4 separate regions of the Mus musculus genome follow, and all the other regions are linked to region 3. Evidence: chromatin loops called from intact Hi-C (ENCODE). Cell type or tissue: left cerebral cortex. All regions are shown on one strand. Each heading gives the region's core, and the rest is flanking DNA. Links, peaks and the distances in the headings are about the cores only.

What was found. Peaks named below come from ENCODE experiments on the same cell type or tissue, not always from the same donor. Only the 100,000 strongest peaks of a DNase experiment are listed, where the experiment ranks them.
Region 1: it touches region 3 in a loop (2.3-fold over the local background); 7 of 42 quality-filtered maps call a loop at or near these places.
Region 2: a loop joins it to region 3, with 2.4 times the contacts of the local background. A loop is called at or near these places in 6 of 42 quality-filtered maps.
Region 4: it touches region 3 in a loop (2.4-fold over the local background); 6 of 42 quality-filtered maps call a loop at or near these places.

Annotation. Positions count from the first base shown.
Region 1 is chr5:34,206,469-34,213,894 of GRCm38, reverse strand. All of the region lies in intron 8 of Zfyve28 (zinc finger, FYVE domain containing 28), which reads left to right. Among named protein-coding and RNA genes, the nearest start is that of Mxd4, 22 kb to the right of the region's middle. In left cerebral cortex, for the core only: a CTCF peak has its summit at 3,471 (motif pointing left); a DNase peak (open chromatin) is centred at 3,470.
Region 2 is chr5:34,284,648-34,292,073 of GRCm38, reverse strand. It overlaps Zfyve28 (zinc finger, FYVE domain containing 28), which reads left to right and starts at 3,750. Exons shown (of 13, transcript NM_001015039.1): 1 at 3,750-3,975. The coding sequence starts at 3,937. It overlaps Cfap99 (cilia and flagella associated protein 99), which reads right to left and starts at 3,409. Exons shown (of 16, transcript NM_001370805.1): 1 at 3,314-3,409. In left cerebral cortex, for the core only: a CTCF peak has its summit at 3,611; DNase peaks (open chromatin) are centred at 4,121, 4,719, 5,091, 5,415 and 1 more place; H3K4me3 peaks cover 3,213 bases; H3K27ac peaks cover 2,376 bases.
Region 3 is chr5:34,333,040-34,340,465 of GRCm38, reverse strand. Rnf4 (ring finger protein 4) reads right to left here and starts at 4,216. Exons shown (of 8, transcript NM_011278.5): 1 at 3,925-4,216. It also overlaps A830049F12Rik. In left cerebral cortex, for the core only: no CTCF peak of the experiment used is centred there; DNase peaks (open chromatin) are centred at 3,569 and 4,176; H3K4me3 peaks cover 2,385 bases; H3K27ac peaks cover 1,681 bases.
Region 4 is chr5:34,267,624-34,275,049 of GRCm38, reverse strand. All of the region lies in intron 1 of Zfyve28 (zinc finger, FYVE domain containing 28), which reads left to right. Among named protein-coding and RNA genes, the nearest start is that of Zfyve28, 17 kb to the left of the region's middle. In left cerebral cortex, for the core only: a CTCF peak has its summit at 3,142 (motif pointing left); DNase peaks (open chromatin) are centred at 1,680, 3,104 and 4,847; H3K27ac peaks cover 1,341 bases.

The DNA of each region.
Region 1 (7,426 bases), core at 1,111-6,110, 130 kb after region 3:
GTATAGAATATGCAAAGGGTCTGAAGAGGAAGCACTTGGCAAGGGGCCAGGACCTCAGACAGAGGCATGTCAGCCCAGCACTGTGCTTTAGAGAGCTGGAAGAGGTCTGCCTACAACTACCTATCACTCCTGACCCAACACTGACAGAACCATCGTAGGAGTACTGGCGAGTGTTCTGTGTCATGGGCACATCCCTCGGGGGCCAAGCCAAGTGCTGGAGCCCACCGGGGAACCAGGTGGATGTGGCAGACCTTTCAGGTCCTGCAAGGAGGTGACCAGCAGAGTGTTTTCAAACAGAAGGAAGAGGCCAGTCACACACAGGCAGAACATTTGCTGAAATGTGGAATGAGACGTCAGGAGGTCTGGTTAGTGTAACAGCAGTGTGACAGAGCTTTTTTATGACACATGTCGTCTCATGCACAGGGTGGTATATTAGGATTCTCTGAAAGAGCAAGATAGGGTGTGTATGTGTGCGTGTGTATGTGTGTGTATGTATACATATGTATGTATGTATATCAGATATATACATTATAAGTATTTGAATTTCAATTCTTAATATGTTTTAAAATTATATATATATGTATGTATGTGTGTGTATATATATATATATATATATATATATATATATATATATATATATATATATCCCTGTACTAGATTGGGATCTATCTATATAGGACCTAGTCTGGGTACTGCAAAGTCTCATGCTGGTAAGGCTGAGAACTGGTAGTTGTCCAGTCTGTAGGCTGGCTGTTTCAGCAGTCCTAATCTGGTGCTATGGTCCTGAAGGATTCCTGGGGAGTAGCTGATCTTCAGTCTGCGTTGGAATCCTGGAGAAGTTGTTTCTATCACCACTGAAGGAGTTCCGCAGCAACAGGGTAGATGAACTTGCCAGTGAGAGTGAGGACAGGCAGGCAAAAAGCAAAGGTTTCTTCCTCTGTGTCCTTTTCTGTGGGCTGGCACTGGAAGATGTGACCCAGATTTAGGGTGGGTCTTCCTGCTCAAATAATCAGATTAAGAAAATTCCTCACAGGAGTGCCCAGCGTCTTGGGTTTCAGTTACCTTCTGTGAGAAACCCTGTCTTGAACCAAAAAAAAAAAAGTTTCCTTCTGTATGCAGTCAAATTGACAACCAAGATTATTCATCACAAGTGGGTTATGATTCAACTCTAGTTATACATCTGGGAGACAGATGCTAATGTCTGCCTCGCCTCAGTGTCCATGGAAGGGATAGTGACCTTCACTCTTTCAAGCAGCAGGATCCATTTCTCTGCTGTTCCAATTTGATCACGGGGTTCACCCATCATCTGGCAGGTGCCTCTGTATCTCCTGTGATATGTGACATGGGAAGCGTAATGAACAGTGGCAGGCCCTGTGCTCACAAGTTTCTGTCCCGTGTGTGAGTCCCACCTCTGTGAAAATGGAAGAAAAGCAGGGAGCTGTGGCAAGAGACCTGCATTTGAGGCTGGAGCCCTCCACATCCCTGGAGTGTGTATTACTACTAGTCAAGTAGAAGGACTCCACAAGGACCAAGGGTCATTCCTGCCAAGGGACTAACACATGCTGGCAGCAGAGGGGCCTACGGCTGAGAGTGTAGACCCTGCTGGAGAAGCCCCTCTGTGGGTGCTCTTCTGTCCTTGGCTGAGTCCACCAGCCCCAGCATCAAGGGTGGTGGGACATTGTGAGTAGTCAGCATGGATGTCCTCACCCTGCTGAGTGAATGTTCTGGAACTTCTTTCCTTTTCTTTCCTGGAATGGTCTTTCCTTTCCGCTAGCTTCTTTCCTATCTGTTCAGTGGTCAGAGATTGATGTTTTTGGGAAAAGTTGACATTTTTAGAAAGCTGGTTTTCTCCCACCTAACCTTAGCTTCCTGACTCAAAACGTTCTTTGTTGTCAACTCCATTGTCTGCTTGTCAGAGGACAAAACCCACTCAAACCCATCTCTCACCCTTAGCATGCAGGGATGTTTGCTGTAGAAACTACACTAATCCCTTTTTTTTCCCCTCTGTGTGGTCCCTGATCATTGTAAAAACTCTAGAAACACTAAAAAGACTAAAAGAAGTAAATAAAAATTTCCCACATTTTATGAATAGTTTTGATTATTCTTCATAGTGAAACTGATGCTGTGAGTATTTCTCCACAAAGTTCCTGTTAAACACAACTCTAGGGTTGGAGAGATGGCTCCGTGATTAAGAGCACTGGCTGCCCTTCCAGAGGACCTTGATGTAGTTCCCAGCACCCACATGACAACTCATAACTTTGTAACTCTAGATCCAGTGCCCTCTTAAATCATCTGTGATGCCCCGAGCAAACATGCAATACACACATGCAAGCAAAACACCCTTACACACAAAATTTAAAAAACAGCCAAACCCACAACTCTAATAGAAATGGTATTGTGTCACAGGACATAGTCTATTTACACCATATTTCCAATTTATGTTTTAGGTTAGTCCTGGGCAGTTTCTTTTTCTTTTTTTTCTTTAGACTTTACCCCAGGGTCTAGAATCAGCATCACAGAGGTCAAAATCTTTCCAGAGAAACACTGACCTACGCATACACAACATACACAACATACGTGCTCCAAGGTGTGCCCATCTTTACCAACACAGGCACCTACTATACATCCTGCTGACCTGGGAGGCAGAGCCTGTGTTCTCTGTGTGTGTGTGTGTGTGTGTATATCAGCCAGATGGTGGTAGTTCACTTGGGAGGCAGAGTCAGGTAATCTCTTGAGTTCAAGCCCAGCCTGGTCTACACAGTGAGTTCCATGACAGCTAGGGCTTCACAGAGAAACCCTGTCTTTAAAAAAAAAAAAAAAAAAAGCCGGGGCCTGGCAAACACAGAAGTGGATGCTCACAGTCAGCTATTGGATGGAACACAGGGCCCCCAATGGAGGAGCTAGAGAAAGTACCCAAGGAGCTAAAGGGGTCTGCAACCCTATAGGTAGAACAACAATTTGAACTACCCAGTACCCCCAGAGCTCGTGTCTCTAGCTGCATATGTAGCAGAAGATGGCCTAGTGGGCCATCATTGGGAAGAGAGGCCCCTTGGTCTTGCAAACTTTATATGCCTCAGTACTGGGGAACGCCAGGGCCAAGAAGTGGGAGTGGGGGTGGGGGGAGGGTATGGGGGAATTTTGGGATAGCATTTGAAATGTAAATGAAGGAAATACTTAATTAAAAGAAAATAAATTTAAAAAAAATTAAAAACAAAACAGACAAAGAAAAAACCAAAAGAAAAAAAAAAAAAAAAACCTCCCAAAAAACAAAAAAACAAAAAAACCACCAAACAACAAAAACCAAAACCCACATTGTTTAAACAAGCTTACAGTTCTGGGCTGCAGCTCAGACACACCTTACACCAGGCCTTTAGCACAGTTCCAGTTACTGCCTTTGTTGAGCCAATGGGGCACTTTACTAGCGTGGGGATCTGTGGCTGCCTTCTGGCAGGCATTTCTATGGCTCCCCCTGGTGGTGGATAGCTGCAGTGGCTTCTAACTGATTTCAGCTGCTGGGCCATGTGCTAGAACCATTCACAGTATCTCTTAACCAGTCCCATGTAGCATGTTGTTGTATTTCCAGTGTATCTGGATAGGATTTAGAATCCTCATCTAGGGAAATGCCCTGGCTCAAGGCCAAGTGGAAATGCAGCACTGTGGGCAGGAAGGCAATGGGCCTTCAGATGTCGCTAGCCCTAGCACTGTTGAGTCTTGGAGTCTCAGTGTTAATGTTCTTATTTCCTCCATCTTTTCCCCAGTGTCTGCCCTGTTGTCTTCTGCCCAAACGTAGCCCCAGTGTATGCTGGTAGTGGTCCAGTCCCCACTTTAGAGGGCACATATGTGATGGTTCCCTTAGGGAACCTCAGATCCTCATCTGAGTATCAGTGGGTGTAGGGAAGGTGCCGTGTTGGGAGGAGGCTCCTGGAGAATATGGCTTGGCAGAGTCCAGGCCTGAAGTACTGAGCCTTATGGTATGTGCTCCATGTCCTGTGCTGTTCTGGAGAAGGGTTGCAAGCTAGTCCTGGCTCTTAGTTCTCAGCAAGACATATAGCAGGTGTTCCATCCGTGTGAAGCAAGACCATTTCCAGTGTAGTCTTCTTGCTTCTGAGGGAGCACAGACTCACAAGTAAGCAAGGGAAAGAAGGCTACCGTAGATCACATGCAGTCGAAGGGTGCCCATCCTCAGACAGCAGGCTTCAGAAGAGGCTTCCGCTGTTTAAACTGCAGTGTGACCAGGGAAGGCCTCAGCCAAGCTCACCCACTTGCTGCTGCACAGTTTCTAGGAAGCGTTTAGAAGCAGCAGAAGCTCAGGCATGCATGACAAGAGTGGTAGTGTGTTTGGTGTGTGTGCCTGAGTGTATTGTATCTGTGCTTGCATGCACACACATATACATTGTGTGCATTACATATGTAAACACACTTTTTGTTTATTTTCATCTCCATACATTTTTAGTGTACACACACATATTGCATCTTTAGTTAAAAAGTAGTGATGTGGAGGTTAGAGTCCCATACCATAGTAGTGGGGGCCTTCTGAGAGCTGGGGTGAGTGCTATCCTGGTCTTGACTCTGTCTCTGAGACTAGGTGTCTCCTGAAGGTGTGAGCAGTGTTGTAGGCTGATAGACAGATGAAACTGGGCAGGGCAGATGGCCTCAGGACCTGGTGAGTAGACCAGAACCACAAGAGTAGTTGTGGCATCTGTGGCCACTTAGAGGCAGTCTCCATATTGGGCACTATTGCACTCAATCCAGTAGAGGAGGGACTGTGGATTCAGGCTCACATATCTTTGGCATAACGGGTTACCAGCATGAATAGGATTTCCTTCCCCACTGACCCTACACATGTGTCCCTTAGGTCACAGCCCGCTGGCCTTCACTGATGGATTGCAGGCTTGGCCTCCTCACAGAGGCCATGCTATCACTGTCATAATCAAGGTTGGGCTCTGAGGATAGGGCTTCTCAGGCCCACCTGATGTCTGTGTCTCTCCTTCCCTGGGATAGCCAGGGGCTGAGTGTAGTGATCAGAGCCTTGTGTATGGCTGTAGAGTCTGGCTTACTGTGTTTCTTCTGGATACTTTCACAGTCAGATGTGGAGACACTTCTAGCACAGGCCTTGGGAAGTCTAGGATCAGTTATCTTGCCATGAGAGCAATGTCCACAGAGCATGAGTAGACCTTTGGTCACTCCGTGCTGGGGCAACTTCATTCTGTTGTCCTAGCTAGGTCTTCAGAGGGCTCCCACCTTGACAATGGCAGATTGAGGCAGCCTGTGACCTCAATGGCTTTCCTGGTTGCCTCGACTCTCTCTTCTCCATTATCCTGATGATCTATGATGTCTCAGCCCCATGTCTAGAGAATGTGCATCAAAGGCTCATCCCTCCACAGTGTGGGCTTAGCATTCCTCTCTTAAGGTCAGACAGCATTACTTCTCCACTCTGTGGATTAAATAAACAGAGGCCCTGGCATAGATGTTGATGCCTGGCAACCTTCAGCTCAGACTGTCTAATTTCCTGAGAGTCCTTTACCTCATGGGGGTCCCACCATGGCATCACAACATGGGTGTGAGTGCAGTTCACAGGCTAATTGGCTCCGTGTCTTCAGACAGGCATGCCTGAGGCAGGGCACTCTGTACTTAGCCTCAGCCGAACCTGAATATGTGGTCTTGGTCAGCAGTAACTGAAAATGTAAAGAATGTTCCTATCTAGGTGAATGGCCCGCCCTTCTCAAAGGCCAGAGACGTCAGGCCGCCAGAGAGAATGGAGCTTAGTTCATTTTGCACTTGGCGGACCTGGTGCTTGCCTTGTCACATTCAGGACTATTTGCTGTCCCACAGTGCTTCTTCTGCCTCTCGGCTATCTTTTGATAACTGTGGGATGTGGATGAGAACTCTGACCCTTTCCCTGCCCCAGAGAGAGGCTCTGAGTGGCAAGGAGGGGAGGAGTGGGAGCTGTGGGGATTTCAGAGGGTTGGGGATGGTGTCCCCTCAGCCACCCTCTCAGGGTTGTAGTCCCTAGCCTGGAATGGTGGGGTGGAAGTGAGGATCCACCTTCCTTCCAAGTCACCCTGAGAGGCTTGGCAGAGGTAATGGGGGTAGGGGCAGCTAGAATCTGTAGTGACAGTTGCCATGTCACCAGAAGCCCCTCCCCCCATCCCTTGTGTGTGTGTGTGTGTGTGTGTGTGTGTGTGTGTGTGTGCTGTTTCTCTTAAAGAGACTTCAGCTGTCTTCCTTCGTTTCCTGCAGTTGGTCTCCAGGTGCTGTGGCATTCAAAGCCTGCACTCAGAAGCATGAATCGAGACCACCTCTTTGCTGTTCAATTTGTGGAATGAAAGCAACAGTAAACACTCTTTGCAGAGCACTTTCCTAGATGTATAAACATTGATTACAAGTTCCGACTCCCCTAAACGACTTAAGCTATAATTATATGTTAGGTATGACTATTTCCTTTGACGGCATCAAACACTTTAAGCGTGCTGTGCTTGTGTGGACTTCTCTTCACTGCATGAATATCCCCTCCCTGCAAACGGCTCTGTGTATTAGTGGCCTGAGGCAGCTGCACTGCTGTTTCACAGACTGGATCTTTATCTAGCCATCAGGACATTTGACTGCTATTATCTGGGCTCAGTGATCTCATCTCTGGACCAGTAACTCACGAGCAGCTGTGAGATGGTCTCAGGAGGGGATCAGAGATTCCATATCCATATTAGTGTTAGAGGAGACCTAAAGCCAGACTTCTACTCTCAAGTCTTAGAGGCTAGAGGTCTGAGGTCACATTGTACTCCAGCTAAAGGTTCTGAGCCTTCCTGCCTCGAGTTCCCAGGGCTCCTGGCATTTCCTTGACTTGTGGGAAATCTCTCCCTCATAAGGACCTTTACTGATCATCCAGGCTGGCCTCATCGTGAGATCCTGACACTGACGAATCTATAAAGTACCTTCTCTCCAAAAAGCTCACTGCCAAATCCTCTGGGGTGTGATGTGGATGTGTCACACTTGGGGGCATGTGGCATTCACCATAACATATGGATCTTGGGCTTCTGACTACTCTGCTCTTCCACTTTCCCAGAGGAACCACCATTGGATGTGTTTTCATGGTGCCATGATGATGACATCAGGAAGAGTGCCTGGCCAGGGCACTCTTCCATATAGTGTCTGGTCCCTGCAAAGTGATTGTCCCCGCAGAGAGGAGAGCCTGCTTATGTATGGACTCTCTTGTCTGTTCCTCAGACATGGAGGCTACTGTGTTGGGGATCTTCTGGTGTAGATCCAGAACAAGAAGAAAGGCTGTTGCAGGTTTTTACATTCTCATTGTGTTAATACACAATGGGTCCACAGTAGTGGGCAGGGGTGGAGCAGGAAGAGATTTGTGTAGCAGGGTCTGTTTGTAGAGAGGGAGTTAAAGGGATGGGAGGTGAGTGAGTTGAATAGAGAC
Region 2 (7,426 bases), core at 1,152-6,151, 48 kb after region 3:
CACTGTGTGGTGGAGGCTGCCTTGCCCCACACCTGGGCAAAGAGCAGGTGCTTTGTGAGGGTGGATAGACTCTGAATCCCCTCTGAAATTCACCTAAAGTTTGAGAAAAACAATCATATCTGCGACTGGAGAACAGGCATGGGCTCAGCCAACTCTGAAGCATGCTTCGAGCACCTCAACTCTACACTAAGTTTTGGTTTAATTTTTTTCTTGTTTATTTTTGTTTTGGGGAAGGTGGTCTTGATATGTAGTGGAGTCTGGCTTCAAAATCTCCATCCTCCTGCCTCTGCTTCCTCAGTGCTGGGATCACAGGCCCACATATCCACAGCCAGACTCAGCTTTACTTAAAATAATTGTCTGTTTACTTGCTTTTAGTGCAAGAGACAGAACCCACAGCATCTCCTACACTGGGTAATTGGTCCAATACTGAGCCACATCTCAAGTATCTCAGTATTATTTAGTTTGCGGGTGAGAATTGAGATCTAACTCCTAAGTGGATTGATTACCTTTAAATATGGCTCTTTAACTCCATTCTCGAATCAGGGCTCAATGGTCTGGCCCTTGAGGTAACCTGGAAGGCAGGCTGAAGCAAGCAAGGAGGGTTCGTTTCTATCAGATGCAATCCACTTCAACAGCTTAGGCCATATCAAACATATGTTAGTGAAAGCACCCTCTTTCCCCACAACTAAAGCTGCTCTGCTAAGTGTGGCGGCTACTGTTGAGGTTTTGTCTTTTACTGTGTATCACAATGTTAAGTGTTGGGGGAGGGGAAAGACCAGGAGTCTGCACATAGACCTAAGTGACCCTGCCCCCAGGCTATTTCTGATTGGTATATAAAGATGCCAATAGCTAATAGCTGAGCAGAAGAGACATCGGTGGGGTTTAGATTTTCTGGGCTTGGGATTGGAGAAGAACCATGAGAAGAAGAAGGTGCAGGAGGAAGGAGAAGCCACCATAGGTTTAGATGAGCTGGCCTCGAGGGCTGGCCAATTGAAGTTAAGAGCAGCCCAGATGAAACATAGTAAGTAGTAAGTAATAATTTGGGGTTATCAATAGGAAAGTAGATTCTAATTGCATATAAGGTAGGTATCTGCTCAGCTGTTGTGCTGTTTAAGGCTTATTGTAAATATAAAGGTTGTGTCTTTTATCCATGAACTAAATGGTCAAAGACTGTGTAGAAACCCCAGGTTGGAATTAAAAATTTCTACAACAGGCTATGAAGCCACTCCTTGCAGCTTTCTCTTCCCTCCTGAACTACAAAGCCTGACTCTCACTTGGGCCTATTGTTACCCAACCGGTCAGTGACATTTCTCAGCCTCCTTGAAAGCTGGCTATGGTCGTGTGTACAAGTTCTTCCATCTCTCAGAAGTACTAGAGAATAAACTGTGGGAGCATTAGCCTGAAGTGTAGGACATCTCTTTCTTCTCTTTTCCAGTAGGTTCATGGGCTTAGGAGGCGATGGCTAGAACCAGTGCAGCCATCCTGAATCCTCAGTAAACAGGTCAAGGATGGTAGCCAGAAAGCTGGTTCCTGTTGCATGTCCAGAATTACCTCTGCACACATCTCTCTCTCTTTTTTAAAGATTTATATGTAAGTACACTGTAGCTGACTTCAGACACACCAGAAGAGGGCATCAGATCTCATTACGGGTGGTTGTGAGCCACCATGTGGTTGTTGGGTTTTGAACTCAGAACCTTCAAAAGAGTAGTCAGTGCTCTTACCCGCTGAGCCATCTCACCAGCCCTGCACACATCTCTTGAATGTGAACAAATCTGTCATGCTGGGATCTTTCTGCCTATAGTTAAGCCTGATCCTGATATACCTACCTCCTTGGGCTCAGCCTTTATCTTGGGCACAACTTCCAATATGAAGCATAGAAACAGCTTCTGCACAGTAATAGCCCCAGGCTTTGGAGTTGGCCAAGGGTGAACAGACACCAGATAATTTATTAATCTACTTACTACTGGACATGAATTCATGTGTCTGCTCAACGTCTTCACTTGGAGAAGATGATGGCTTTGGGAAGAGCTGCTTTTAGTTTTCTTTTAAAATTTTTTTACTTATTTTTATGTGCGTGTATATATGGGTGCATATGTAAGTGTGTGCACTTCCATGGGGCGGCCAGAAAATGACCGTAGTGTAGCCCTGGCTGTCCTGGAACTCACTTTGTAGACCAGGATGGCCTCAAACTCAGAAATCTGCCTGCCTCTGCCTCCCAAGTGCTGGGATTAAAGGCGTGCGCCGCCACGCCCAGCTCCACCTTGTGTTTTGGGCAGAGTTTCCCATTATTGTGGTGCTCACCAACTAGGCAATAGGCTACATTGACTAGTGAACCCCGTGGGTCCATCTTCTTAGCCTCTGAAGTGCAGCGATTGTAAATGTCATAATGCCTGGCCTTTTTTACAAAAATATATTTATTTCTTATGTTTATGTGTATTTGCCTGCATGTATGTATGTGCATCACATGCATGCAGGGCCCATGAAGTCCAGAAGAGGGGTTTGATTATTTGGAGGTGGAGTTACAGAAAGTTGTGAGCAGCCATGGAGGTGCTGGTGACTGAATCTGGGGCCTTGCCAAGAGCACCCACTGCTCTTAATCACCGTGCTATCTCTCCAGTCCATGCCTAGGGTTTTTGTTTTTGTTTTTGTTTTTCCAGTGAGTTCTGGCATGCTGAACCTTCTTCCACTAATTAGGCAAACACGTCACTGATTGAGCTATCTTCCCAGCCCCACAAGCAGTTTTTATGACTGAGAGAGTATACAGTTGTGGACATGTTGACTCTAAGGTGATCTGTTAGTTGTACAAATAGTGAAGAACAGGCAAACATCTGAATTCAAGCATTTAGGCTGGAGGGAAAAAATGTTTTTAAAACCACGTAGCTGCCTGGAACTACATAGAAATGGGTGGAGAGCAGCTTCCAAGGAGTAAGAAGGGAGCTACAAAGCAGGTCCAGGGCTGAGGGGCTAAGGGAAGATGCAGGAACTGCTAGGGTACACACACTGTATTAAGAGGTAGTCATCTGGGTCACCTGTTAACAGAGAGAGAGAGAGAGGGAGAGAGGGAGAGAGGGAGAGAGGGAGGGAGGGAGGGAGGGAGGGAGGGAGGGAGAGGGAGGGAGAGAGAGAGATTGATTGGAGGTGGTGGAAAACACCCTACTTTTATTTTTGGAGGTGGGAAGAAAAGCGCAAAGGTAGCTCGCTAAGGCCAGAAAATAGGCAAAGATTGGAGAACTGGAGAAAACGAGTTAGGGAGAAGAGGATGGGCTGTGCCTGGCTCCCTGTGGCGGCCCCTCACCTTAACCTGCCTGCCTACCTGCGGGCCTCTTGGCCTTCCTTGGCTTTAACCTCGTAGTCTGTCCAGGCGCCGCGGGCGGGAGCGTTCACTGGCCAGCTCCGGTACCCGCAGATCGCCTAGGCATCGTTTGGGCGCCGTCACCTAGCAACGCCGCGCAGGCCCTGCCCGCGGTGGGCGCCGGGACCTGTAGTCCTGAGCCTCCCTCCCTTGGTGCGCGTCCCGGGTGGGGTACGGCGTGGCGTTGGGCGGGGATTGGCGGCCTCGCCGGGCTCGCCCCATCCACCACTTGCAGCGGGCCGGGGGCGTGCGGCGCCTCCGGCGCATGTGCGGTCGTGACCGGCGGAGGCGCTGGGTGCTCTTAAGCCGTGAAGCACCGCGCGCCCTGTGCCCGCGCCTTTCCGCGCGCCCGCCCGCTCGCGGGTTTGGGTCGGCCGCGCGCCGCTTGCTGAGCATCCTTCCGGCCGCGCACCTGCCCCGCGCACCTGCAGCCAGCTGCTCGGCGCTAGGCGCCGCGCACACGATCTGCTTGCTCAAGCAGGTCCCGGCCCTGCCTGCGTGTCCACCCCGCGCCGCAGCCGGACCCGGGCGCAGCGCTGCAGAGGGCGAGGGCCGCCCGGAGCGTGGCTCGGGCCGGCGCGGCGATGATGAACAGATTCCGAAAGTGGCTGTACAAACCCAAGGTGAGCGGCTCCAGCTGCGGACCATGTCCCGGCGTCGCGCTTTCCCCCCTCCAGATCCCTTATCCTGCAGGTCCCTCCTTGATAGATAGACCTCGTTTCCTTGGCCCTGTATGAATTTCTTTCTCCAGTTCATGGGATGCCCTTTCCCTGCATTCCGCGACTTGGACAGACCATGTACCTGGCGCGCATTGACTGCTCTTTTCCAGTACCAGACGGGGCTCTTTCTTTCGGGCCTGGGTGTACTGTCATGTTTCTCCTCGTCTGGATACTAGATGGGCTGGCTCCAGCTCGCACCCAGCGGTCCCAGCCTGCGTGCTCAGAGCCCCTACTTCTCTTGGTTCCCTCTAGCCTCACCGCTGATGCTCCTTCATCTTTTCGCAACACAATTATTCTGTCCTAGGATAGTGGGTCTCCCACCCTCCCTTCGCACTTGGGAACCGACCGTTTCATTCCCCTTTCTCCAACCTTAGGCTTTGGTCAGACTCTTTCTTCCCGTATCTTAGAGGTCCCTCACGCCGCGGTCTGGTCCTCTATCCCAAAACGGAGTAATTGGATCTTGGTCCAGTTCTCATCTCTATCCTGTTCCGGTAGCCGCCTGCACCCTTTTGGATCTCCGACCAGTCCTCTGCCCAGTCGCGGGGTGAGGCTCGTGGAGCTTGAAGCTTCAGTGGGCCGGAGGTGCGATTCACCAGCCAGTTCGGGTCCAGGCGGCGCGCCCCGGCAGCCGTGCCAGTCGCACTGCGGGCGCTGCGTCCCGCTGCCTGCCTGGGGCTGGCAGCCCGGAGCCGGACCCGGTGCGCTCTGTTCGCAGCTGGGCGATGCAAAGCTAGGATCCAGCGAAGATCCAGGACGCAGCTGCGGCGTCCAAAGCTGCGTGTTGGGGGTTGGCGGAGTCTGGGGACGCCAACGCTGGAGGTCTTCAGAGGGTCACGACCTGGGTGGGGTCACTGCAAAGACTAAGGGCGGGAGCAGTGCAGCGGCTGCGTGCTGGTATCTCCGAAGTCAGAGGCCTCCTTCTCTTTGGCCCACCCAAGGAACTGACCGCTCTCCCGCCGTGACTAGCCACATTTCTTGATTTAGGGTTTCTGTCCCAGACTCTGTGAATGGTCTCTCGGAGTGGGGCGAGTATTCTGGAGAGACAGCTGGTCTGTTTGGAAGACTGGCATTTGAGGTTTAGGGGACTTTCAGGGATCTGAATCTGTTACAGTTTTTGTCTGCCGAGGTCGGGAAGTTTTTCCTTAGGTTAGAGAATGTTGGGGTGAAGGCTTACAAAGCATGGGGCTGCCTTTGATCAGCCTCGGACTGGACAGAAGGTATTCTGGAGTCTTGTGCGCTGGTGCAGCAGCGGCTCGTGCTCCTGTCTTCCTGGTTGTGGGCAAATATACTGGGGGGTGGGGTTGTGTGTGGGGAACCCTTGCGACCCTTGCGATGGGTGTGGTTTGAGTCTTGCTTGCCCTTAGCCACGCCCTAGGCGTCTGGCACTCTCTTTGCTGCAATCCCTTCAATGTGCACAGTCCTGCCTGCTGATGGTTAGTGGGTCTGCTAGCGGCTGCAGCAGCTCCTGCTCTGCTTATCTGCACAAGGAGTGCCCCCCGCCCCAATTGAGTGAATTTTTAGCACAAGAAAAACAAAACCAAACGACAACAACAACAACAACAACAACAACACAAGTTCAGTACTGAAAAAGTCATTGCAGAGGTGGGATTTACTTTTTCAATAACAAATGTCAGGGGAGCAGGTGGGAGTGTTTGCATGCCCGAGCTACGTCCCTGTCTCTCAGAATGCTTCTCAGAATGTGTACCGGCTAGTTTTGTGTCAACTTGACATAGCTGGAATTATCACAGAGAAAGGACTTCAGTTGAGGAAATGCCTCCATGAGATCCAACTGTAAGGCTGTAAGGCATTTTCTCAATTAGTGATCAAGGGGAAAAGGCCCCTTGTGCGCCCCCCCCCCCCCAATCTCTAGGCAGGTAGTCTTGGGCTCTACTAGAGAGCAGGCTGAGCAAGCCAGAGGAAGCAAGCCAGTAAAGAACATCCCTCCATGGCCTCTGCATCAGCTCCTGCTTCCTGACCTGCTTGAGTTCCAGTCCTGACTTCCTTGGTGATGAACAGCAGTATGGAAGTGTAAGCTGAATAAACCCTTTCCTCCCCAACTGCTTCTTTGTCATGATGTTTGTGCAGGAATAGAAACCCTGACTAAGACAGAATGCTTGTGGGGCGCTGGGGCGTCCAGGTGCCATTCCAGCAGTGCTACAGTAGGAAAGGTGTGTTCTGTGACCCTCCTTAACTGTTTGAAAGGAAGGAGCAGTGCCTACTTAACCATTGGTTATCACTCACAGTTAATTCACAGTGGTCTTCCTTTGTTGTGCCCCAAAGTTAAGTATCATGTCCATAACGTTCCCTGTTGAGCAGTAGATTGCTTTCTAGGTACAGACCATGGCAAGTGGAGAGCTGAGTTGGTAACTTTGGGTGATTCAGCCCAAAGCCATGTACTTTTTAGAAGGGAAGAGATAGGTTAGACCCCCCCCCCCTGCAGCTGTCCTCTTCCTCATTGTCATTTCTCAATAAGCTGTCTGTTACTGTCCTTGACCTCTGGACTTGAGCCATATCTCTGTCTGAGATCTTGCTCTGGCCATGACTGTCTCCAGAGCTGATGCCCTGTGGCCAGTCTAATGGTGAGGCATCTCTGGTTTGAGATTCATTGTTGAATGTCGGTGTCTTGATTGTTTGAAGCATTTGGGTTGCGGTAGGTCATCCTAGTAGTTTTTAATTTTTCAAACCAAAGCTTAGATTTTTTTCCCTTCAGTTATGAAGCGATTATGTTTCTCCTTCCTATATTTGAACATATTTTGGCACAAGTGAATTGAGAGTTGGTCCTGAAATGATTCTGGGCCTGGAAGAGTTAAATGGTGGCAGGAGTGGAGGTGGGGTGTGGGGGAGGAGGGGGGCTGTCTGGGGAGATTGCTTCAGACTTGATCCCCTTTCACTTCCTATTTAGATACACTATTTAAACAACATTTAAATGTAACTGCTGCTATGGTTTAAAACCGAACACATACAGACCATGTTCATAACTTGTGGTGGAAATATTTTGAAAAATGTTGTTATTCCTACAGTTCAGAGAAGCAATGGGAAATGCTTAGATTATTTTCTAAATGACAAAAATTTTGGTTTCCAAAGCACTAAAAACTGAGTTGGAGGAAAAATATACCCGGTGAATAATAGTTTATGTTAAAATGACATGTCAAAGCATTATATTTTCATTGATTTTCTTAAACTCAGCCTTTGAACAGCTCCCCCCCCTCCTTGATGAAGTACTATTAGACTCCTGCTATTCTGGGTTTGGCGTCTGTGAGAGAAAGGTGTGTGGTGAAGGCTCAGAGGCTGAGCTGTCCATATTGCTTAGAGAGTGCAGGCAAAGACTTTCTCAGAAAGGATGTTTGTGTTAGAA
Region 3 (7,426 bases), core at 1,266-6,265:
ACTTTCGACTGGGAAAGGACAGACCAGGCATTTCTAAACCTGTAAGAGTGACAAACATGCCGGGCGTGGTGGTGCACGCCTTTAAACCCAGCACTTGGGGAGGCAGAGGCAGGCGGATTTCTGAGTTCGAGGCCAGCCTGGCTACAAAGTGAGTTCCAGGACAGCCAAGGCTACACAGAGAAACCAAATCCTGTCTCAAAAAACCAAACCAAACCAAAAAAGAGTGACAAGCATTCATGTGAGGGTACCCAGCTGTTCATTCCAGAAGAGTGATTCTATGAAACCAATAAAGGCAAAGCATGTTGTTAAATATACCTATAATCTTCAAATCTGGGAGAGCAAATCAGAAAGACTCAGATAGAGGCCAAGCCTGGGATATTATCACATAGTGAGCCTTTATCTAAAACAAAACAATAAACCATAAAACCAAGAGGTAAGCAAACTAAATGCCGGTAGACCAAAAGCTAAAAACTCCAGAATGTTACAAATATTCTATGTGAGGAATTCAGGCAAAATGTCCCTGGAAAAATTGAAGAGAATTAGAGCAAGAAAGACACAGAATGAGTGAAAATTAGGAACAGAAACCTCAAGTTGCTTTTTTTCTTCCATTTCCCACAGGTAATCTACAGTCTCAGTAGGCTGTCTTCTTGCTGCCACCTCCATTCTCATTGTCACAAGGTAATAAATATAGTTAAAACACACAGCTAGCCTCCTTCCCTGAACTTGCACACACCTGACTGGCTTCATTTACAGTTACAGAAACATGTTCCTTATAAAAACATTGAATTATAGGTCCAATACTCAATAACATGGCCAATAAATTTTTAAAATGTAGTGTTCTACAAGTGAAAACTGGCTAACGAAATCAACTATGATACTGTCAGCTTGCTTGTGACATTGAGCTTTAGATGGCTTCCCACATTCAAGTTATTGTCAAGTGGAGGGTGAATGACTACTGCAGTATCAAACCCGCACAACTGTGACTCTGATTTTCCCTTCTATTTTTCAAAGAAGCTGTGACTAGCAAACAAAATTTCTTCTTAAACTGTTCCTTATCGTATCGACACCACCAAAACAAACATGATTCCAAAGAAGCATTTTATGTAGAAATCTATGTCACCTTCTGGTATCCAAGACATAACACATAATGTGCTTTACATAATACTTGGAAGGCAGAGTCACGCAGATCTCTGAGTGTGAGGCCAGTCTGATCTACATAGCAAATGTGAGGCCAGTCAGGGATATACAGTTGAGGTCCTATCTCAGAATAAATTTAAAAACTATCATATGGACACACATATGATGTGCCATATATAGTGTGTAATATAAAGGTCAGAAGATAACTTTGTGGATTTCTTCCATCCACCTTTACATAGTATGATAGCTATTCTTGGTTGTCAACTTGACTAGATCTGGAATTACAAAACCCAAATGTCTGGGTACACCTTCAAGAAATTTCTCTCTCTCTTTTTTTTTCTTCCTTTTTTTGAGTCAGTGATCTCTGTATAGTCCTGGCTGTCCTGGAACTCACTTTGGAGACCAGGCTGGCCTCAAACTCAGATCCACCTGCTTCTGCCTCCCAAGTGCTTGGGATTAAAGGCGTGTGCCACTACTGCCCACCCATATCTCTAAATTAAATACCATAGACTCCACTGGTGGCGCACGCCTTTAGTCCTAGCACTTGGGAGGCAGAGGCAGGCGGATTTCTGAGTTCCAGGACAGCCTGATCTCCAAAGTGAGTTAGTTCCAGGACAGCCAGGGCTATACAGAGAAACCCTGTCTCTAAAAACAAAAACAAGCAAACAAAAAAGAATCATGAGTTCAGATTCCAGTATCCATGTCAAATGCTTAGTTACAGCAGAGTGCTCACCTGTAAACCCCACTGTGTGAGTCTGCGGGGGTTAGGGTGGTAGGAAGCCTACTAAGGCCTAGAGATCTGGTCTCAAAGAAGTCAAATAATGATGAGGCAACACTGGTTTCTAGAAGCATATATAACCCACACCTACAGAGAGAATGAGGCTAACTCACTTGCCCAGAACTCATTCCACAGCCCCAGTTACTTATGATCCTCTTGCCCCAATCTCTTGAATACACAGGATTACAAGCATGATCCACCAGTTTGGCTATACTTTATTTCTTGAGGGACATGGAAGAGTTTCAGATCTAGAGGGGAAATGGATCCTTTCAATACATGTGAAATTATATTCTCTATCAGGAAAAAAAAAAAAGACTTGGTAGTAGGATTCTTACAGGCCCATGATCTCAGTTGAGTCAGGAGGACTGCCACATTCAAGGCCTGCCAGGACTATCAAGGAAGTTCAAGGGTAGCCTAGGCAACTTAGGAAGACCCTCTCTCAAACTAAAAAGTAAAATGAGGAGTTTGTTTACCATAGCAGGTAATGCATTAGCTTTATAGAGATCCAATAAATTAATTGAAACCGAAGTAATCTCATAAAAAACAGGAAGAGTTGACTTCACAAAGTTGTCTTCTCACCACCAAATATACATCATGGCACCCGGGTGCCCACATCATACAACACATCAGTATTGGTAATAATAAAAAGAGGACCAGAGATGTAACTCAGTAGTAAAGGAGCTGCCTAACATTTGTGAGGCTCTGAGTCCAATTTCCAGTCCCAACAAAACAATAAATACCCTTTGTTCAGAAATGAAATAAATATTACAGTCACCAAGAAACCAACTTTCCTGGGGGGGGGGGGGCGGAACAACCAAATAAGCTAGGAAACAAAACCAAAACTGTTATTGAAATGGAGTCTCAAGTAGCCCAGGCTAGCCTCGATTCCACCTAGGACCGAACATATCCTCAGATTCCTGATTCTTCTGCCTCTACCTCTGAAAGGCTGGAATCACAAGCACTCTTCAAAGTACTTAGTAAGCAAGACAACTTTCCACTCATTTCACATCGAACTCACAGGCAAACCGGGACGCAAGTGTTTTCTCCAACCATTAAAAAGAAAAAGCACCAGGTGTGTGTGGGGTCTGGGCTGGAGAGAGGTTCCCTCTCACCATTGTCAGGAACAAGAGTCAATCTGCAGGCTGAAAGACCTCAGACTACCTCAGCCTTTGTGAACCTCGGGCTCCCCCAATTACTTGGGCAACCTAAACTAAACGGCAGACCGAAAAACTGAAGCTTAAAACGCCCAGGGGTAAAGTTTAAAAAAACAAAAAGCAGGAACGCCCATATCTGGACTCCTCCCCCGCCCTAATCAAAATGTGGACAATGGCGTCCACTGCGAACAATGTTAAAGGTTAAGTTTCCTATCCCTGTGTACAGATGTGGCCCTGAGGGAAGGGCCCGAGCAGGCACCGGGCTAAGGATGGAGGTCGCAATCGCCCGCTTGACTAACCATAGATAGAACCAAAAGTGGCTCCTGGAAGCCCAAACCCCATTCAGCTCCAAAGCCCGCAAGCGTCCTCGGCACTCTCGCAACTTAGATACGGCCCGCCACGCGGCCCGGGTGCCCCAGCAAACTCGCAGGCCTCCGGAAGGCGGGGCGGCGACGCGACCACACAAAGGCTGCGTCATCAGCAAGGAACAAAAACCTCGCTCAGGTTCTCTGCAATCCGCCCGCCCGGCCCCGAGAGTGACCTTGGGCGACCCCCAACCCTCGCCGAGCCTCAGTTTCCCTTCCTACTTGGCGAAAGAGGTTCTCCGGCCAGGCCGCGGGTTGGCGAGCGGATACCCCCACACAAGACATTTCCCTACTTCCGACGACGGCGCCGCTCCATGTTCCGACAACCGCGTGCTCTCCGGGAAAGAGGCGGCAGAGGGCCCAAGCCGGAGAAGCGCGGTTCTGCGAGAGGCGGGCGGCCACCAACCCCAGTGCGGGCCGAGAGGCCGCCCGCGCTCCACGCCCGCACCGCCCTGCCCCGCCGCTTCCATGCTGCGGAGCCCAGCCTTACTTGGAGCTGGGGTTTGCTGCCAGACGCCTCGGCTGATGAGCTCGGGCAAGGACGTACCGACTCCAGCCGCCGCTGAGGAGACCCGTTCAAGCAAGCCTCCACCGCCTCACGAAGACCCACTTCCGCTCGTCCGGCACCGGCCCGCCCTTCTCAGCCCTTATTGGCCTCTCCCGCCTTTTCTCCCGTGCTCTACCGGTTTAGGAGGATAAATTGCAATTTTATTGGGTGAGAAAACCATCTATTACCACTTTGAAATACACCTTCTTCCGGTCACGCCCCCCGCCTGCTTGCGGGAGCTTCCACTTCCCGCGAGAGTGCCGCCAGTCGCGCTCCTCCCACGAGAACTTGGCGGTGTCGTTGCTGAGGCGCGTCGCGAGCTTGCCCGCTGGGTGTTTGACTTTTCGTTTGGCTTCTGACCTGGTATACGGTGGCCCTTACGGCTGCATCTAGCCCTAAACCATAATCCGTACCCTTCTCCGTCTCCTCGGTCGTTAATGAGGCGTACCAGAGACTCGCCCAAGGCCCCAATTTTCTGCTGATCCACAGGCAACCAGGCCGGGATTCGCACCATAAGTGCCAGGCTCTTAGGCATGTCGGTCCCCGGACTCTCCCTCGCAGGAATCCCATCATCTGGACAGGGGGCTCACCTATACGTTTGGGAGGCCTACCTGGAGGAAGCTTGAGGACTAGACGAAAGAGAACGTCCAGTTAGACATTGTGTGTGCTAAAGGCGGGGGAAGGTAGAGCTGGGCATGCCCAGGAGTCTGCGGGTTAGCTGCCCAAGTGTGTCGGGGCAGAGGCGAGAAAGGCAGGACTCAGAACACAAGTCCCATGGAATGCAAAGAACGGCCTCGGGCAAGACCAGGGCCTGGAATTGGGTCTTAGGACATCTCATGTTACAGAATCTCTCTTACCTGAATCTGAAAACCAGTATAATAACTTTAGGCAAGTCTCAGTCCATTCACACCTATTACAGGTTATCCATTTTACCTACTTCTGCCGGTTAATAAGAATGTGAGTGCTAACAGGTAATACAAGTCCTGCTGCTCCTGGGCTAGGTGGAGGGATGGGTTTAGCAACTGGAAAATGATCTATCCATAGATAAATAGCAACTAGAAAGAAATAGATGAGGACCCTCAGACTACTTGAGCAGATGATTTGAAGGTTATCCTAAATGTGGTTGAATTGCTTCTGTGGGGATATAGATCCTGGAAGATTGATTAACATGGCGAAGCAGATCAAAACCCGACCGTTAATATTTTCCATATTACAATCTCTGACGTTTTATGGAATTATAAGAGAACTTAGGATAAAGTGTGTATGATAAATACATACCTGACTCCAGTGTAAAATGTGTTTTGATGTTTTGGGCATGCTTTCCAAATGTTATAAATAGGAATAAAGAGAACTTACATTTGTAAGAAAAATGTAGGTATTTCTTATAATTTTTTGAATACTTAAATCAGGTGAGACCAAAACAGGAATATATACCCTTATAGGTTAAAGGTTCTGTTTGCAGTTAAACAGTTAAATATTTCTTGCCAGGAAGTAGTGGCCCACACCTTTAATCCCAGCAGAGATTAAACTCAGGAGGCAGAGGCAGGCAGATCTCTAAGTCTGAGGCTAGCCTGATAGGCTAGTTCCAGGACAGTCAAGGCTATACAGAAACACTGACTCAAAAAACACCAAAAAAAGCGAGCAGTGGTGGCGCCTTTAATCCCAGCACTCAGGAGGCAGAGGCAGACAGATTTCTGAGTTCCAGGCCAGCCTGGTCTACAAAGTGAGTTCCAGGACAGCCAGGGCTATAACAGAGAAACCCTGTCTCAAAAAACAAACAAACCACCAAAAAAGTTTATTTGTCCTAAGTTAAGTCCTTGCAAGTTAAAGTTTCTATTTGTAATTAGTAAGTTTCTGTTTGTCCTATGCAAGTTAAGGTTTCTGTTTGTATTTAATAAGTTCCTGTTTGTTCTGTGTTACATCCTTGCAAATTAAGGTTTCTATTTGTTTCTATTTGTAATTACTAAGTTCCTGTTTTAGATCTGCTCTGAACTGCTTGCAACCTCATTCATATGATGTATATCCTTACCCTTCTTCTTCCCTTTAAAGGTCTTTCATCCCTCTGTTTGAGGATGTTGGAATCCCTGGAGCTGGAATTACAGTTGTGAGCAGTCAGTTCAAATCTTTCCAACTCTCATTGTATCTAACAGGGTTTAACAGTCAACTCTCTTGCCTCTGAACACCGTATCTCTCCCATAAAGGGACATTCAAGAGGCCAGCAGAGGCTGCTTTCTCAAATCCTGCAACAGCTGGCTTGCCAGTCCCTGGCACACCTTGAAGGAATACCCAGAAGAGCAGGGGTTCTCTTTTTACCTTGTTCAGGCAGCACAAACCACACCCAAACACTTGTTTTCAAAGAAAGACCCTTTATTAAGTGGGGAAGAAAAGTTAAAGGGACTGCTTTCTGACTTAGGATGAAAAACAGAAGTAAGTGGCCTTATAGGTGTAATTTTAAATTTTAAATTTTTAATTTTATATGTAAGTACACTGTAGCTGTCTTCAGACACTCCAGAAGAGGGAGTCAGATCTCATTATGGTTGTGAGCCACCATGTGGTTGCTGGGATTTGAACTCAGGACCTTCGGAAGAACAGTCAGTGCTCTTAACTGCTAAGCCATCTCTCCAGCCCCCAGATGTAATTTTTTAAAAGATTTTATTTATTTTATATATATGATGAGTACATTGTAGCTGTCTTTAGATACACCAGAAGAGGGCATCTGATCCTATTACAGATGGTTGTGAGCCACCATGAGGTTGCTGGGAATTGAACTCAGGACCTCCAGAAGAGCAGTCCGTGCTCTTAACTACTGAGGTATCTCTCCAGCCCTATAGGTGTAATTTTTTAAGATGTGGGAAAAAAGGGGGAAATCTATGTTAGAATGGGCTAGGATGTGGTAGTATATTTTAATTGGAAATGTTAATTAGGTGAGCCAAATGGGGCTTTTGATTACTGGACTTCAGTATTTTTATAGCTCTATCTTCGTAATCAGCCTCAAGAGGAGAAAGTAACCAAATAAGGGAATGGACCTTGGGGGCTACCTTTAGGAATGTAATCTAATGCTTATTAGCAAGGCAGAGAGGCTGGAGAAGGACAAGGCTGGCAGAGCCACCCACTTGAGTGGGCTAATGACCCTTCACACTCCAAAATACAGCTTGATTCTCAGGTTTAACAGGCAGGCAACTGATTCTACATGTCGAAATGCAGCTCAAAATGTCTAAGGAAATTTCAGTTTATAAGCAGGCCATACGAGTCTAATCAAAATCCTAGTTAAAGTGACCAAATTTAAAAATACAATAAGATTAGTAATTTGAGCCGGGCGTGGTGGCACACGCCTTTAATCCCAGCACTTGGGAGGCAGAGACAGGCAGATTTCTGAAATTTGGGGCCAGCCTGATCTACAGAGTGAGTTCCAGGACAGCCAGGGCTATACAGAGAAACCCTGTCT
Region 4 (7,426 bases), core at 1,046-6,045, 65 kb after region 3:
CTCTCTCAGCACTGACAGGACTTCTGTTATGGATTAAGGGTGTATGACTACATGTGGCAGGTTTTATAATTTGTTGTTGTTGTTTTTGTTTTTGACTTCTAGCCTTCATCCCAGCACAGCCTTCAGCAGTGCTGGCGCTGGCTGGCTGATACCATCTGCCCGCTTGCTCCCTTTCCACGTTGCTTGCTTGTTGTCTTCCTGTGGCTATTTTCCATCAGGCCCACAGGTCCCTCTATAAAACATCGTCAAAGAGGCTATCTTTCTGATAGTGGCTCTGGCTTGAGAACTTCATTTGTTGGGTTTCTCTTTGTCGCTGGTGTTATTGATTATGTCTCAATGACAGCCCTTCAGAATCTTCCGGATCAGAAGCACGGCTGTGTTTGTACTGTATATGTAATAGTTGGGGGGTTCCAGGTTGGAGCTGGAGTGACCATATCTGAGTGAAGAGGGGAATTTCAAGCTGACTGGGAGTGCTGGATTCTTCCCAGCTCTGCACAGATGGTGTTTCACACTGAGAGGCTACATAATTTCATCCACTTCTTGGAAGGAAGATAGCTTTTCACAGCTGAGTGAAGTTGTAACGTTCATGGGAAAGTTAGCCATCATGGTGGCCAGCCATATCCTTGGCACTGGGTGTCTGTACTGTGCCACCACCATGGGGGGCGGGGATGCTGAGCGATCTGCAGAGCAGAGAAGAGTGTGCAGCTCCTGGTGTCTTGCTGGGTGTCAGCATGAGGACACTGACTCAAACCCTGTGCTGTGTGGTGACCATTCATATGCCAGGAGTCCACATGGACCCAGAAACCAAGGCTCCTGTCTTGGGACTACGAGCTGGCTTGCAAGCATTCTCCTTTGTTAGGAGATGTGGTGTCTTTAGGACACCAGGTGCAGAGAGCCGTCACATCGAATGGTGTCTGACTCTGCTCACACCCACCTCGGACAAGAAACTCAGTGGCTTGAGGGGTCCTGGTACCACAACTGAGTCACCCCTGCCCTTCCCGCCTAGCCTTGTGAAGTCCTTTGAGCCAGGTCCTAGAAGGCCTGACAGGCTCCTGGGGTCTGAGCAGAGCAGTGCAGCTGCATCTGGTTTAACAGTGGTCCTCAGATCTTCCCCTCCCCTCCAATCCCTGGAGACCCTGATGGAAGGTTGCTGTATGGAAGCTGAAGCCGTGGAACTGTGGCTGCTAACCGGGTGTCTCTCGGTTAGTGGGATTTCCCCAGTTAATTGGGAAGGTCCTGAAGTTACAAGTGTCAGGTGATAGTCAGGGAAGTGAGAGAAGATGGGGGTCAGAGGGAGGTGGGACAGTGGAGGGCCAGAGAGGCACCGTTGCGTGCTGTGAGTGTAAGTGGAGGCTGTTGTGTGCTGGGCCCAGATCTGGGGCACGAGAAAGCCCAGGGCTGCCTTGCTGCTCTCTCGTCTTCTGCACAGGAGACATTATGCTCCACTGTTCTCAGGCACAGGGTTTGCCGCAGTTGATTAACAGCAGCTGCTGGAGTTAGCTCTGCCTCCAGAGATACACTAGGGTTCACGAGTTCATGGAGCCCTGCTCAGGACAGTAAGAAACCAGAAGTCCCAGGTGTCCCTCAGGTCATGGCTGATGGACCATGGAGTGTCCACTCTGGGGCTGGGCTGTGGTATGAGTCACAGTGGAGCAGGGTGTGAACAAGTCTCAGCAGCATCATGCTAAGTGCAAAACACCAGCCTCAAAATACCACATACGCATGACACCCTTTTTATAGAGTTAAAAACAACCAAAAATACATTTTAGGATGACATATGGCAACAACCAAGCTGTCTGGAGGGGCCAGAAGAGCTGGGCTCAGGTGAAGTCTGTGTTGTAAGGTGGGGTGGACATGACCGAGCGAGTTCCAACATTTGTATGTTGGCCGATGGACTCAGGCCCCGGTCTGAAATAACCTTTGTAACCTTTAATGTTTTTGCAGAGTTGAAAAAGAGTATCTTCAGCCTGTGCAGCCTCCCTTCCAGGGAGTTCCCAGGCCAGGGATTTAAAAATAATTGTTGTCCACAGCACTGTGAGAGAAACAGCAAGCTTTTTGGAGAGTAAAACTATCTATAATTAGCCAGAGGCGCAAGTGTTGTTTGACTGGTGGTCAGCTATGCTGAGGTGACCTGATAGTCCGCGTCCCTCCCCAAGCTGTATGTCCAATGCCAAGGAACTGTAGGAAACCCTGAGTGCGTTGTGCTGAGCATCAGTGTGGGCCTCTGGGTGCCCTGAACTGAATTGCTAGGGGAGTCCTTTGGGTGCCCCAAGTCAAGGGACTCCCAGTCTCTGCACATGAGAAAGAACTGACTGGCTCTAATCAATGAGATGTCTTTGGTGGTGAGAAAGACACAACCCGTGGTCCTTTTAGTGGGAGCTCTGTAAATTTGCTTCCTTCCAAGGCAGAAGCAAAAGAGCTTTTTTCTTTTTTCTTTTTTTTTTTTTTCTGAATATAGAAAGGCATAAAATCTCTTTTCTCGGAACGTCAGGATCGATCTAGTGGGCCCATTTATCCACATTTGTGAGTTCTTCCTCCAGCCGGGGTGTGTGATGCGTGACTCTCATTGAGCTGATGGGTCAAAGTGCCAGTGATGTCAGTTTAAGTACTGGGTAAGGGGAATGCCAGGTGGGCGTTTTGACAAAATTATTAAGAAACCTGATGTCGTTCCCCTCCATAACAGTTATGTGAAGAGTTCAGGGAAGGGAAGAAAGCTATAAATGATGCACTGTGAGCTGTGGGTTTTAGCTGTATTAAAATAATTTTAGGTGATGTGTGATGCTGCACACCTGTAATTCCAGCTTACTGGGAGGATGAGGTGGGTGGATTCTCCAGTTTGAGGCCAGCTTGGACTAGGGAGCAGGGTCCTGTCTCAAAAACATTTTCCTTTTAGATGCATGAGCCAGTAAGACACAGAAAGATGGTCTCATTAAGAGCCCTAAACTTGGGGCTGGAGGGCTGGAGGGCTGGAGGGCTGGAGGGCTGGAGGGCTGGAGGGCTGGAGGGCTGGAGGGCTTGGCTGCTCTTCCAGAGGGCTGGATTCTCAGCACCCACGTGCCTGCTCTCTGTAACTGTCTGTAACCACGCCAGTCCCAGAGGATCTAGTGCCCTCTTCTGGCCCCTTTCGGCTCTGCATGTGCGGTACACAGAGATACATACAGGCAAAGCACCCATACACATAAAATACAATTTTAAAAGGCCTAAGTTTATTTTCTTTCTTTCTTTTTTTGTTTTTGTTTTTTTTGTTTTTGTTGTTTGTTTGTTTTGAGACAGGGTTTCTCTGTGTATCCCTGGCTTCCTGGAACTCACTCTGTAGACCAGGCTGGTCTTGAACTCAGAAATCTGCCTGCCTCTGCCTCCCAAGTGCTGGGATTAAAGGGGTGCGCCACCACTGCCTGGCCTAAGTTTATTTTCTTCAACTCTAAAAGACAAACCTGTCCTGACCAGTTTTGTAAACGTTGAGTTTAAATTGTCTTTTTCCTAAATGATTACACCCACTGTACATAAGGATTAAAAGAGACTGGTGTAACTGTCTTGTCTGTTTCCTACCTCTTGGTTCATGTCTGTTTCTGCTGTAACATGGAGTTTACTTGGTTACTGGATTTCTGATGGGTCTGGGAAGTGATTGCCTGGTGCTGCTTATTTACAGGGAAGGCGGGAGGTACCAGGTGCACCCACACTGAGTTCTTCCAGTGGGCTGTAAAGGAGGCGGCTTCTCCAGGCTGCACCTTCACAGGGAGAGTCAGGTTTCCTGTCTAGGACTTCTTTGTCATCGTCATTGCTGCCACTGCCTCCTCCTCCTCTTCCTCCTCTTCCTCCTTCAAAAACCCTCAGAGTTGGAGAGTTGCTCAGTGGTGAAAGGCACTTGCTGTTGTTGCAGGGCTGAGCTTAGATTCCCACTATCCACACGGGCAGCTCATAGCTACCTGCAATGCTAGCTCCAGAGGACCTGATGCACTCTCCTATGTGGGCATCCACACATGGACACCCATACACACGTGGCATACAATCACACAGATACACATAACACATAAATAAAAACAAGGAAATAAATCTTCAAAAAGTAAAATCCAGGTATCATAAAATTTACTTCTTTTTCTTCTTTCTCCTTTTTTTTTCTTCCTTCACTCTTCTTTTTTCTGTGCTAGGAATTAGAGGCAGGGTGCTATGTGCTCTGGCAAGTGTCCTACCACTGAGCTACACTTGAGCTTCAAATTGATCACTTTAAAGTGAGCAATTCAGGCTGGTGAGATGGCTCAGTGGTTAAGAGCAATGACTGCTCGTCTGAAGGTTCTGAGTTCAAATCCCAGCAGCTACATAGTGGCTCACAACCATCCATAATGAGATCTGATGCTATCTTCTGGTGTGTCTAAAGGCAGCTACAGTGTACTTACATATAATAATAAGTAGATCTTAAAAAAATAAAGTGAGCAATTCAAGCATTTAGTATAGTTGCAGCATGTAGCTGCTCCCCTTTATCTAGTTCTCCACATTGCATCTTCCCAAAAGGAGGCTTTGTATTGGTTATGCAGCCTCTCTGGCCACCTTGGACCTTCCTGAGTTTTCTAGGAGCTGCAGTGAGGAACAGTCAGAAAGAGGGTGTTAGTGTTTGATGACTTGTCACAGCACCAGGGGTGAACGGCTCAGGACAGAAGGGAGCAGGACCTGTCTCACCTGACCCATCAGTACCAGGAGCCACTGTGTAACTTTGACCAGAACTTGGTCTTTCTGTTCCTCCCTTTCCACCCCATCAATGACGTCAGTTTCAGCACCTCGGACCATGAATAGGTGCCTGGGGAACCGAGCCAAGTGTGCAGATCTGCTGTTGCTTCCAGAAATGCGAAGCGTTGTGATGGGAAATAGACCCAACACTGAAGAAAAACACTCTGTTTGTCTGTAAAGAAGCTAAAGACACAGCACACTTGAGAGTCTTAGATACAGCGGGAGGACCGCTGCTTGCACTAAGATAAGGACAGACCCCGGGGAAACGTCATATCACCCGAGGAGGGGGAAATGATGGCAGTTTGTGCATCTTGAGCTTGCACAGAGAGCTGAGCTCGTGGGGCAGGGCAGATCATGGGGTGCAAGAACCACATGTTAAAACTGGCCCCTGAAATTCCACACTCTAGCTCTCTTGTATGTGATGACATTTTAGGTCCCGCTTCATCACGTTGTGGCTCGGTACTCTCCTCTTAGCCATGCAGTGCGTCTGGTTCAGTATTCACCGGGAACTGGCACTGTCTCCAGCAGGGCGTAGAGAGCAGAGAAAGAAGGCAGCATGTTAGGTTGCTGCTGAGGGAGGGAGGGGCACACTAGAGGCATGTTGGAGGGAGCCTCACATGTGCCATCACCTGGTATCGGGTTCTGCCAGCTACCTGGGTGAGTGAGCCTGGACATGGTTTCTCTTCAGTAGATTCTCACAGAGCAGAGAGCGTGAGCATGTGGTACCTGGCATCTGACCCACAGAGCTGTGCCCTAATAAAATGGGTCATGTCGAGTGGCAAGGTGGGTGGCAGTTTGTTACTTGGCAGACAAAATATTCAGGATGACAGATGGACTGACTTCTCCTGGGGTAGCAAGCCCTTCCCGTCAGGGAACTGCCCACGGCCCATTCACCTGGGCAGTGAAGAGAGAGGAGCAGTTGCCATAGACGTGGGTAGGAAAAAAGCAGACGCTAAGCACGTTCCACTCTCCATTGCTCTTCTCCTTGTGGTGGCCGCTTGACATAGCTGGACAGACGGAGGAGGGGTTTGTGGTGGAGAGGATTCAGTCCCAGAGTTTCTTGGTCCCATGTGGTTGGGTATAGTTTCATGGTGGCAAAAGATATGGTGGAGTCTGTGATGTAATTTCATATCCAAACCTTATCAGAGTCTTTTCTTCCCTCCCTCTTCTGATTCCTTCTTTCCTTTCTTATGACAGTACCTGGTGACAAGATCTGTAGCCCAGCCAGCATGGGCCCTGGGAGGCCACATCCACAGATGCTAAAGCAAGTAGGTTGGCCTTGAACTCACTATGTAGCTAAGGGTGATCTTGAACTTCTGCTCTACCTTCACCTCCCAGTGTTGGGATTATAGGCACACACTGTCTGTCCTGGCTTATGCAGTGCTGGGGTTTGAACTCAGGGCCTTGTGCAAGCATTCCAACTGAACTACGTCCACAGTACTCCACAGCAGGCTCCTAAACACCTGGCTTGCCTGTATAACTGTGGAGTCCTTCGGAGCTTGGATTCAAGTCAGTGAACGACAGAATGAATGTACAGGGTTTTTACTGCCTTAGGAAGTCATTAAAATGGACAACTTGGGCTGGTGAGAAGGCTCAGTGGGTAAGAGCACCTGACTGCTCTTCCGACGGTCCAGAGTTCAAATCCCAGCAACCACATGGTGGCTCACAACCATCGGTAATGAGGTCTGATTCCCTCTTCTGGAGTGTCTGAAGACAGCTACAGTGTATTTACATATAATCAACAAATAAATCTTTAAAAAAAAAAAAGGACAACTCCTGGCCCAGAGAGGGCAGGGCCCAGAGCGATCAGGGCCAGAGCAAGAGAGAGAAAGGGAAGGGGGAAAAATGGACAACTCCATAGAGACACAGGGCACAGAGGTTGCAAAGGGCTGGTAGGAGCAGGGGGATGAGGAGTCACTTTAATGAAACTGTTTCATTTTAGGATGGAGACAGGTTGGGCAGGGTGTTAGACAATGGTGTGAACTGCTCAACAGTGAACTGCATGCTTAAAGATAGTTTAAATGGCAGGCCTTGCTTTTTTTACTCACTGCTATGACGAAAGAGAAGGTTGAACTTAGTGATAGTTGACCCTAGACAAAAACAGTAACTCTTTCTGGCTTTGTAGCTCCCGTAGCAGTGGAGGTGTGCCCAATAACAGTGCTGTGGCCTTGCCTTCTTTAGGGACTGAATACAAGTCTTTTTTTTTTTTAAAGAGATAATGACAGGAGGCGCACTTTTGCCTCCGTCCCACCTGGGAGCACCCCAGAGCATGGGAAGACATGATGAATCTGCTGAACATTGGCTGAGGGAGCTTCAGGCAGCTTACACCCCAGAGCAGCCATCGGAAAGAGCTGCCACCAAGCTGCCCGTGGGAACGATGTGGCACTTGGTGGTGGAGAAAGTGGGGAAAGAGAAGGGCAGAGAATGGCTGGGACAGTGGAGAGTGGAGTTGTTGGTGGGGTGGGGTGGGTGGGGGTGGATATGGCCTCTCAGTGGTCTTTCAGGACATGGTAGTGTGGGGTCATGGGGTGGCTCTGAGCACCTGTTGATGGCCTTAAGTTTGCTCCCAGTTCTGAGACAGCCTTCCCGTATGAAATGATTCCAAGATGACACCAAGCAAGGAAACAACCAGCCCAAGGACTGTCCAGAGGAGGATCCCACATTCAGGGAGTCCTAAGCTAATGCAGTGTGGGGCCTGTTTTCT